Regions from separate parts of the Mus musculus genome. Here region 1 is linked to region 2. The links are chromatin loops, found by intact Hi-C in ENCODE. Cell type or tissue: heart. All regions are shown on one strand. Links, peaks and the distances in the headings refer to the core of each region. The heading gives the core; the rest is flanking DNA. Region 1 holds the start of Ldlrap1 (low density lipoprotein receptor adaptor protein 1). Region 2 holds the start of Man1c1 (mannosidase, alpha, class 1C, member 1).

What was found. A loop is a pair of places that touch in the nucleus more often than their neighbours do. Peaks named below come from ENCODE experiments on the same cell type or tissue, not always from the same donor. Only the 100,000 strongest peaks of a DNase experiment are listed, where the experiment ranks them.
Region 1: it touches region 2 in a loop (2.4-fold over the local background); 2 of 42 quality-filtered maps call a loop at or near these places.

Annotation. Positions count from the first base shown.
Region 1 is chr4:134,764,856-134,770,221 of GRCm38, forward strand. Ldlrap1 (low density lipoprotein receptor adaptor protein 1) reads right to left here and starts at 3,149. Exons shown (of 9, transcript NM_145554.2): 1 at 2,961-3,149. The coding sequence starts at 3,045. In heart, for the core only: a CTCF peak has its summit at 2,214; DNase peaks (open chromatin) are centred at 2,286, 3,076, 3,701, 4,406 and 1 weaker place; H3K4me3 peaks cover 2,821 bases; H3K27ac peaks cover 3,337 bases.
Region 2 is chr4:134,699,527-134,704,892 of GRCm38, forward strand. Man1c1 (mannosidase, alpha, class 1C, member 1) reads right to left here and starts at 4,764. Exons shown (of 12, transcript NM_207237.3): 1 at 3,419-4,764. The coding sequence starts at 3,943. In heart, for the core only: CTCF peaks have their summits at 2,573 (motif pointing left) and 3,859; DNase peaks (open chromatin) are centred at 1,635, 2,635, 3,635 and 4,895; H3K4me3 peaks cover 4,087 bases; H3K27ac peaks cover 3,037 bases.

The DNA of each region.
Region 1 (5,366 bases), core at 138-5,137, 65 kb after region 2:
AGATTCACCTGCCTCTGCCTCTGCCTCCCCGGTGCTGGGATTAAAGGATTATGCCCAAGGGTATTTACATGCCTACAGGTAAATAAGAGTAGCTCCCCACCTACCATCACTTTACTGAACCAGGTACTTTGTATTTATCTTTTGGGGGTTGTCTCTGACAGCCTAGCACAACCCACAAAGGAATGAGGGTCACAGTGACCCCCAGGACCTTTAGGAAGAATATCGCTGAGCTGGGAAAAATTCTTGGCAAGGAGCTGAGATGCGATCTTTTGGCCAGTGGGGGTGGTGGCACACTCCTTTGTTCTCAGATCTCTGGAGGCAGAGGCAGGGAGATCCCAGAGTTTGAGGCCAGCCTGGCCTACAGAGTGAGTTCCAGGGCAGCCAGGGCTACATTGGGAAACCCTGTCTCATAAGGGGAAGTGGCCATGAGAAAGAAGAGTCCTCTTCCTAGGTGAGTGGGAAGCCAGCAGGTCGGTGCTTGGCAGCTCCAGCCAGGGTTCTCTTTCTCAGCAGGGGCTGATTCTACCCAGAATCCCTCATCTTTGCTTTGTCCTCTGAGCTTTTGTTTTGTTTTGTTTTGTTTTGTTTTTAATACTCATTATGTCTATGGAGAAGAGTCCCCGTGCATGTGTGGAGGTCACAATTCCTGGGAATCGGTTTTCTCCTTCCTCCAAATGGAGCCCAGGACTAGAACTCAGGTCCTCCCGCCTGAGAACAAGTCCCTTTTCCCATCTAACAGGCTCTGGCCTTTGATCTTAAACGCTAGACCCAAGGGCTGGATAGGTCCCAACCTCTCATGCTGGCCACACCCAAGGCTTTCCTGTCTAACCTGGTCCTGGGGGCCAGCTAGCCAAACCTGGGGTGGAGCTGCCCCCCAACAGCCAGAAAACCCAAGGAATAAGGCTAAGATCCCTGGGCTGGGGAAGCTCTGCCTCAGGCCATGCTCTAGGCCTAGAGTTAGGACTTCATTTCCCGGTCCTATCTCTAAAATGGGTCTGAAGATAAGAATCCCAAGCTTTGTCACCTCCCAGGAGCCAATGAGCTCACAGAAGTCAAATACCAGAGACAGAAGCAGGGGCATGCATTCACTGAGACCACCTCTAGGCAAGTAAGACAAGCACAGACACTCCCACAAAAGTTCCAGACCAAGCAATACTCTTCCCGGCAAAGGAATATTGCGAACTTGACACTTAACCAAAGATAGGCCAGGTTTCTGAGGAGCTCATTGTGAGCACAGAGCTTTGGGAGGAGCAGGGAGAGAGGAGAGCGCTGCATCCCTCCAGGGTACAGACAGGCTGAGGCCCCCATCTCAGAACTGGCCAACCTGATAAGAATCAGGTTGAATCCAGAGGACATGGACATAACTATATGGCGGTGCACACCTTTAATCCCAGCACTGGGGGATCAGAGGCTCAAAGCACACCTGGTCTACACAGCAAGTCCTAGGCCAGCCTAGACAACAAGAGACCTCATCACCAACCTGTAAAATAGACTAGCAACATCTTAACTGACACCTATCCCTGACCAGCCTCATTTAAACTCACTATCTGACACCTCATGACTGTGAACTTCTGATTTGTAGGCTTCCAACTCCCTAGTTCTGGGAGTACAGACACGAACCGCTACACCTGATTTGTTTAGTGCCGATACTGGAACCAAGAACTTAAAGTACCACGGGCTTCCTGCAAGCTAAGGCAAGCATCCTACCAAACACAACACACACATCCCCAGCCCCGCAGGAATTTTATCCCTATTTTCCAGGATAGGAAACAGAATCACTAAGAACAAGTGATCGGCCTTAAGGCTGGAGCTGGAAGGGAAACTTCTCACCATCCAAAATGTACCCTGATGCCCTAGATTCATCCCCTGCTTCCTGGCTCCCTCCCCTTCAGACCTCTTCCCCACCCACCCTTCTCTCTCTTGTCCCAGTAGAAAAACCACAGGGTTCGTCCACTGGAAGAGAAGGTCACACTCAGAAGCCCTGGTCACATCCCACGAATTTTTGAAGGGCTATTTTGGTAGTTAAGTGTGGAAGTCAGTACATGCCCTGCCCAAGGGGCCTCTGACCCCACCCCCGCCAGTAGGCACCAGCACGCGTTCCCGATGCCAGTCAGGGCTAGGAGGAGCCCACAACTGGAACACCACAGTGGGAATGAGGAGGGGCAGGGCGGGCTCCCGAGGCCCAGACACGCTGGCGCTCCAGGGACTAGGAAACTCGGGCTCCCCTGGTGGAGCCCGGCAAGGGAAGGTGCTGACGAGAAGCTGGGGGCGGGGAGGGGGTACTGTTAGTGGGAGAGGTGGGGGGCCCCAGGTAGGTGGCAGGTGAGGGTGTGCCGCGAGCCCGGGTACTTTGGCTTCACATCAGAAAGGGAAGGCCTGGGTGATCATCCCACGCGAATGAAAAGGGAGGAGGGACCTAAGCTAGGTTTCTCAGGCCTCGGGGGAGGGTGCCAGGTGACGGCTCTCCGAAAGTAACCCGAGAGGTGGCTGGGGGAGGCTCCTCTCCACCCTTCCAGACTCCCGGGAGAAATGGCAGCGAGTCTGAGTCTGCCTTTTGCCTAGGTGCCCAGGGACTCGGACCAGCCCCCAAGGAAAAGTACGGAGGAAAACAGGGTTTGTAAATAGCCTGGGCTCCAGCCTCGCCACCTGGACGCGTCCAGAGGGGAGGAAGCGGGACCCTGAATGGCACCCGGGCTGGGATCGCCCCTCGAGGCAGGGACCTGCGAAACTCCAGCGTCCAGAGGGGACCCTGTAGGTTGTGCTGGAGTGGGTAGAGAGGCTCTAGACGTCCCCTTCGCGCCACACCTGGGGACCCCGAGTTAAGCCTGATCCCTGTCGACCTGCCCCAGACGTGCAGCCGGACATGACCCCCGGCCCCGCCGCGCGGGGCGGGACGAAGCCACCCAGTCCACCTTGGCCCGGAGCTCGGCGGAGGCCCGACCCGGGGCGCATACACTCACTGCGGTGCCGGCCGCCCGCCCAGCTCTGCTTGGCCAGACTGGGGCTCCGGATTAGCGCGCGCCCCGCCGACTTGAGCGCGTCCATGGCCCGCTCCGGTTGTCGCCGCCGCCACTGACGCCGCTACCGCCGCCAAAACTCCTCCAGGAAAACTTTCCGCCGGGCCAGGCGGCGCGCGCCCGCTGCGCTCCTCCCCCGCCCTCCCCGCGACGTCTAGGGGCGGGGCCGGAGGGGCTACGCCCACCGCCACGCCCCTAGAGCGCAACCCCGCCCTTCCCGGACCTGGACCGGCTCCGAGGCTGCACGCGCGGTGTTCCTAAACTCAGAACCCACCAAGGCTCCCAGCCCAGCGCCTTTCCCCGTTCTCTAGCTACGGGATCCCATGGCCTTCTAGATAGCTCAGCTAAAAGGCACCTGGATACCGTTTCACCGATGGGAAGAGTGAAAGGTAGAACGATAAGGGTCTTGTTCAAAAATAAGAGAAAGAAAAAAACGATAGATGGGAAGGAGAGGGTCGAGTGGATAAAGGCACTTGCCGCCAAGCTTGACAATGATCCCGGAGACAACACGGTAGAAGAAGAGAATCAACTCCTGCAAATTGTCCTCTGACCTCCTGGCGCTAACAGTGGCACCTCCCCCATTGCTTACATACACAAAATAAATGTAAATAATTAAATAAATATGAGTGAGGGGCGCACCAAAGCAATGGGAGTCTTTGAACGAGGGAATGAAGGCCGCGAATTTTGCTGGGAAGGATCGGGAGTGTATTGGTAGATGCCCTTAGCAGCTTTCTTAGCTGTCCTCTGCCCCCACAGTCTCAGGGACATTGCAACCTTAGACGCAGACTCAGGCATGCTGTGTGACCCAGGCTGTCCTTCCCTGCTCTGAGTCATGATATCTGTCAAATGAAGCGTGATCCTATCTGTAGTGCACCCACCGGCCTGTCTGGGCAGGCCCTCGGTGTGTAGCCTTGCTCTAGCCTGTTTCCAAGGCAGCACCTGCTCCAGCCCCAGGAAGCTGGTAATTTAACTCTAGAGCCAGGAGCGATGGCTCAGACCGGTAATCATAGCGCTCATGGAGCTGAAGCAGGAGGATTCCTGCAAGTTCCAAGGCATCCTGGGGTATAGAGTGAAACTTTGTCTCAGAAAACCCAAATAACAAAGAATTCTAACTATTAAAAAAAAACCAAGAAAACAAAACAAAAAACCAAAAAACCCGCTAACCCTTGGTTCAGACTGTGCCCAAAGGAGTCTGGCGTTCACTACCTGGCTTCCAGAAGCTGGGCTTCAGCAGCGCAGCTGTGACCTCTGGCTAGTTTCAGAAGCCAGCAGATCTCTTCTGGCTGGGAGACACACATGCTGTGTGCTCTAGCTGCCCAAGGAGGCCTGGCTCACATTCCACTCTTTCTAAACCTCCTGTCTGTTCCAAGTGCTCCGCCTGAGTGGACAGTACAGCCAGCCATAGCCTCCTTTACAGCAGGAGACACGACATACCTGTGGTTCCCCAAGAGTCAGAGAGTGATGCCTCAGTGGGAATCCTAGTGGGGGGCATGGTCTGGCCATTATAAGTTTCAGCTGTAAAGGAGGCAAGAAGACCTTTCCCATGGAGCTGTCCTGTGTGACTGGAGTTAGAGGCGATAACTCCTGCCCCTGCCCTCAAAAATCCACCCACCTTCTCCAGGAAGCTCTCCTGGACCACTGTCTCTGGGTTAGATTTCTCCCCATGGGCTCCCATTGCTTTAAACTTGGAACATTATAATGCTGTCCCCCGTGATTCCCCCATGCATCAGAGACCATGACCTCAAGGACACAACGGTATGAGGGGAGTTGGAGGGCTGTCAGCAGGCAGGGAGGGCTGCTCTTTCCTTCTCCTGACCTCTCCAGGTTTCTACCATACCAGGTTGGTGAGTCATCTATCCCCTCAGAAGGCTCAGAAGTGAGTAGAGAGGTGACAGCTGACCCCCAGCTTTCTTGTCCGGGGTCAGCTAGATCCTAGACCAGCAGACACATATATATATGTATATATACATATATATATATGTATGTATTTTTTTTTTTTTTTGAGCCTGGAGGGAAAACAATCACCAGGGCCACGAGCCCAGGAGCAGCTCAGTGGTGGTGTCTGGCTGGCCGGGGGAGACATATGGACCCGGTAATCAGACCTGCCTGGGAACTGTGTGTGGGCAGCAAAGGCTGTTTAGCAGCTTTGTGTGTCCTTCCGGAGGTGACTTGCTGGGAGTTGTCAGGCATGTGTCACCTATGGAGGGGCAGACTGCTGGGGGCCCTTCTGCTGCGCCCAGAAAGAGAAGTAGAGACAGACGGTCAGGGCTGCAAGGGGCCCAACACTGAGTCGCTCTGCCCAAAGCCTCATTTCACAGGTGAGGAGGCAAAGGCCCAGAGAGGAGCAAG
Region 2 (5,366 bases), core at 203-5,202:
GGGGGATACCCAACACCAGTGCCCAGTACCATGGCTCCGTACTGCCCACTGCCTCTGACAAAAGCCCCCTTCGTTGGGAGCTACCCATGGGGGTATTTCAGATCAGCAACCTACCATCACGAGAACAAAACTGTACATTATTTCCCTGCGATGTGACGCTAACAGGCTGCCCATTCCCAACTCTTGTTGGGAGAAGCCTGAATTTGAATCCACAGTCCATTCATTCATCAATGGACAATGACTCCCATTCCCTATCAAACATGTCCCAGGACAGCTATGAATGCATCCCAACACCTGTGTAGGTGACATCATGCCACAATGTCAGAAAGCATCCCCTGTGGGTTTGTATGGCCCTCAGAGCTGTGTTATGCATTCTAGCCATCTTTGCCCTTCTTGAGCCCAAGCTGCAAGCCATTCAACCCCATCTCCCCCAAGTTCAACCTGAGTGCTGGGAATAACTAGATTAATGGACATTTAGATAGCTATTCATGGGTACAAGCCAGGGACACAACATCACCACCATCAAAACCATCACCACATGATTCCACTAGACCACAATGGGACCAAGAGGTACAAGAAAGGAGGAAGTACAATGCTGAGACCTCCCTCGCTGGCTTAGACGTCTACAGAGGGGCCAAAGCTAGACCCTCATCCACCAACAACCTATCACCTCTTCTTCATCCAGTCCTGCAGGAAGGGGTGTGGCTTACCCAAAGACAGACAGTTAACATCTGAGCTAAGACGCCAACAGGGGTTCTCTCGATCCCTCCCCCCATCTCCGACACCTACGGTTTCAAACCCAGGATAAGGAGGTGATTAAGTAGGCCCTGACACGTGTCTAACCAGAAGCTGTGACCTCGACCCATCTTATCAGCAGCCATATCCATCTCTCACATCAGAATGTTCACAAAGACATTTACTTGCTCCTGAGCCTGAGTGTCTGTCCGGTTTCCATCCACTCTCATCCGTCACTCTCTCTGATTCTGTCCTAATGCTTACTTCCACTCTCAAAAACCTCGTCGTATAAGAACAGATCTCTTTTTATCTGATGCTAGCTCTCCTCTTCTCCTTGGGTCTAATCAATCTGTGTCTGGAGATAAACAAACCAGAGACAAATGCCACAGTCCCTTTTCGGAAAACAGGTACCTCTAAAATGACCCACCCCTAGGCGGGACACAGAGAGAAACCGAAGGAGACCCGTGGATAGACACCTCCAGCGAGATGCCCTCCTCTGATGGGACAACAAAGACAGTCATTGTGTCTTACCTTCTAAGCCACCACTTTCAGGATAGGGACATAGGGCAGGGTTCAAAGTCAAGGAGCCTGAGAAGACCACAGATCCCCAAACATAACTGTGAATACAGCCCCAAGCCCACCTCTCTGAGGAGCTTGAAGTCTGCAGACAGAGCAAGGAGGCTATAGAACAGCAGGTGCAAGGAACCACAAGCCTGCCTCTAGCTACAACCAGAGGTGTAAGGCAATGATGACCGCATCACACATCCAGATACCTAGCACCATGGGGCCCTCCTCCCACTCATGCCCACCTACACAGCCTACAGTGCTCACACCTCCTACCAGCCCCTACCACGCCCACCTGCACAGCCTACAGTGCTCACACCTTTCTACCAGCCCCAGCCATTGCAGCAAGTAGGGAGCACCAGACTCTGCTAGTCACAAAGGCTGTCTCTGCATGGGCAGGACCAAGATCCCCTCCAAGAGCCAGCCTACCATGTCCCCCATCCCCCATGCTCCACCACCACCACCACCCCCCACCCCCCAGCCATGCCCTACCAGGGAGGCTCTCAGAAGGCTCTAGCCCAGAAGTGGCTCCTTCTACCTCTCCCACTCTGGAGAATTCCCAATGCTTTTGGAGATCTTTTTGACAATTTCTTGGCAGCTCTAGGCATCCCATGAGAGACGGCATGCACGAGGTGTATGTGTGATTTCACTGGGGGCTGTGGCCCACCATGGAGGTTTGGAAGAGTGGGAAAGAAGGACTGTGCTAAGAGACAGTTTCAGGAAAAGGAGAGGCAGGTGGCCCGGGTGAATGGAAGAGAAGAAGCCCCATAACAGAAAGGGCAGAGAGGATGGCTCTCGAGTAACTGTTATAAATTCTAGTCTTTGATGATTAACCTTTGAGAGTTGAGTGAAAATTGTGGACTTGAAGTTGCTCACGTGCACACACACAAGCACTCACACACCAAGGACTTCGCTCATGTGTGGTTCCCCCGTGACCTGTGATTGCTCATACAGAATCTCAAACAGGGCTCAGCACAGCACCTTAGGGTACCAGCAGCCATAAATGGTGATCCTGGGAGGAAGGACAGCTCCCACAGAGGAAGAGGGTAGCCAAGTCCTCCAATGGCTCTGGAACATCTTGGCAGCAGAGACCCTAAAGGTGCTGCCTGCTCTCTCTAGAAATGGAAACAGCCCTGCTGACTTCCTACAGTAAACCTAGGAGGTCCAGACTGGAGCAATGCTCTCCTTCTGGGTCCCCAGGAACAGGAAAAGCATTTTCTTCTTTCCAGGGAAGAGACCCTGGCCCAGTGCTTGCTCACAGCCCCCTTGTGGCCTGGGGGTGTCACTGCAGCTCCCGCTGCTATGTTGGCCACGCAGTTCTCACAGACCACACTTAGCTGGGGTGGGGCAGAACACTCAGGTACCAGTGGCCTCTTGGCAAATTGTCGGCAAGCCAGTTCCAAGCCGTGTTTGTTTTTGATGTCTTAAAACTAAGACTGTGACTCAAGTCTAGTGATCCCTCTAAATCCCTCTGCGGCCCACTCCTTACGGGGAACCAGTCCAAGACCCGCCTCATTAAGCCAATAACCTCGGAGCTTCTGTAACATTCCCACTGCTTTATTGATCACTCCTTCGTCTTTCACATGCAATTATGTACAATTGTGGCAACGCTCGATAGAAGCAGTTAGCAGGAATGCTCGAGATCTCTGGTCTGCAAGAGGCCGAGAGATTACAAAACAGGACCCCAAATACCTCACATGTCTTGGGTTTTCCAGAGCCTGCTGGAGCTTAGGAGAAGTCAAGACTTAAAAGGCACACAGGGAGGGAGAGGGTTTCTAGTGGCTCCCTCCTGTACAAACGAAAACTAAGGACCTAAAATCCACTCCTACTAGCAACCCATCAGGGAAAGCCTGGAGCCCACCAGGGCTAGGAACTTAAAGGGGACGGGGGTGGTGGGGGGGGGGGGAATCCACCTGGAGGTTGGTAGGAGCCATGAACTAACCTAGTTATCCTAAAGTAGGCACCAAGCAAAGAGAGTAACTTCGGATTGAGGGGCGGTGCTGCGGCCTGCCTGAAGGGTCTTGGGCAGACCAGGAGCCAGGAGAGGCCAAGAAGGTGGGGAATCGCTTGCAGCTAGAAGTCTTGGCGGGAGGTGTGTGTTGGGGGGGGGGGTGCTTACCTCTTTGATTTTCTCTCGCTGAGCTCGCACCAGACTCTGGGACTCCTTACTCTCATCAGTCCTTGTCCCCAAGACCGGGTGTCGAAGGCGGCTGCGGAAACCATTGTAGTCGAAAGTGAACCGGACGCTCTCTTCCTGCGGCCTGAGGGCTGCAACCCTGTTGCCTTCCTCCCGGGGCCCGGTGGGGCGGGTTCGCCGCAGCCACCCTTTCCTACGGAGAACACCGACCAGGCGGCTGGGATCGTCCTCACCCGGGGCCGGAGCCGCAGGGGCAGGGTTGGGAGGCGGCTCCTGCTCTGACACCGAGTGGTGACCGGCGATTTCGGCCATCACCTCCAGGCCGGGCTGTTGGGTCCGCGAGGCCGAGAAGAGGCGCTTGAGGCGAGAGGAATGGGGCAGAAGGAACAGGGCGCCAAAGCACAGGGTGACGAGGCCCGAGAGGAAGAGCAGGAAAAGGAACTTCTGCGGCAGCCGCAGCCCCCACGGCGAGGCCGGGACGAAACCCGGCACTTTCCTCACCAGCATCGCGGCGCGGCCAGCAGGAGGGGGCTGTCAGCTCCGCCCGGGGCCCCGGGAGTCCTCAGAGTCCTCAAGGGTGGGGAGCAAGAGTGAAGTGGCTGGGGTCCCCGAGCAAGGCTGCGCACCTCGAGGCCGCCGCTTCGGGACCCGCCCGAAGTTCAGGGAGTTTGGAGCGAGTCCTCCCGCGCGGGGGCGGGGGCGCGGCGGCCTCGGCGGGGCCCGGGCGAGGGGGGCTGCTCGGCTGGAGCCCGGGCCCGCCGTGCGCCGCAGCCTGCCCTCCGCCTGATCCACGGAGCCCGCGCCCTCCCGCGCCTTCCCGCGCCGGAGTGGTCACATGCCGTCCGCGACGCCCTCGCGGAGGGTGCGCAGGACGCAGGCCCCGACCCGCCGGCACCCGAAGTTTCAGCCTCTGGAGCAGTTTGCAAAGGGAACCCCCGGGGCTTGCAGGGCGAGCGCAGCTCCTAGAGCGCGAGCCCAGCCGGTGGTGACGGCGCAGGGCCCGGCGGTCGGGACACGTCCACAACTTTGCTCCGCCGCGCGCGGTTGCCGCTCCCGAGGCTGCGCGGGACCCAGGGGCTTCAGATGCTCGCGCGGGGAGAGGGATACCCGGGAAGCGCGTGCGAAGCCTGCAGCTGGCCTCTGTCAGCCCTGGGCCTGCCGCTGAGCCAGGAAGCCTTGGCTCCGGCGCCGCAACTCGGGAGGGCGCGGGTCTCCTGCTGCGATCACCTGTTCCCGGCCCCGCGGCTCCGCTAGCCGCGCAGGCTCACCCGCCGCAGCTCCAGACGGGCCGCCGCTGCTCCGGCTCTCACTGCGACAGCGCCGCTGCCCCGCCCCCCGCCAGCCACGCCCTCAGGCCACGCCTACAGCGCGCCTCGCGCCCCTCCTCTCCGCCCGCCGCGGCACCGCAGTTCGGCCAATGGGGAACCTAGCCGGGAAAGATGGGCGGGTCACAGTCTGGGCCACGCCCCCCGCTCCAAATGCTGGCGCTGCGCTCCCCCATCCTGCTAGCTCCAATGGTCCAGCTGCGCGCTGTGGAGAGGGCGGGGTGCAGAGCGGAGAGAGGTCATTGGCTGCTTCCGAGGGATCCCCGATGGGCCACAATCACCCATTGGTTTCTGCCCAGCGTTCGCTGGACTCCGAAAGACCGAGACGCCCCCTCCACCGCCCACCTCCGCCTAGCGCCGCTCTGTGTTTCGGTCTCCCCCCGGAAGGGCCAGGAGACCAGGTTGTTCTGTAAGGCGCTGCCCATCGTTGGGCGACCCTGTCACTTCTCAGCACCAGCCGGGGATTGCCAGGTTGCTGGTAGCCAGGGATGCCCAGAGCTCAGACCAGCCGCGGTAGTACAGCTGCTTCGCTCTGGGGGGGATGGGGATGGCTGGACCAAACCCGAGAGCTGTGGCTGTGGTTATGTCTGGCTGAATCAGTATTT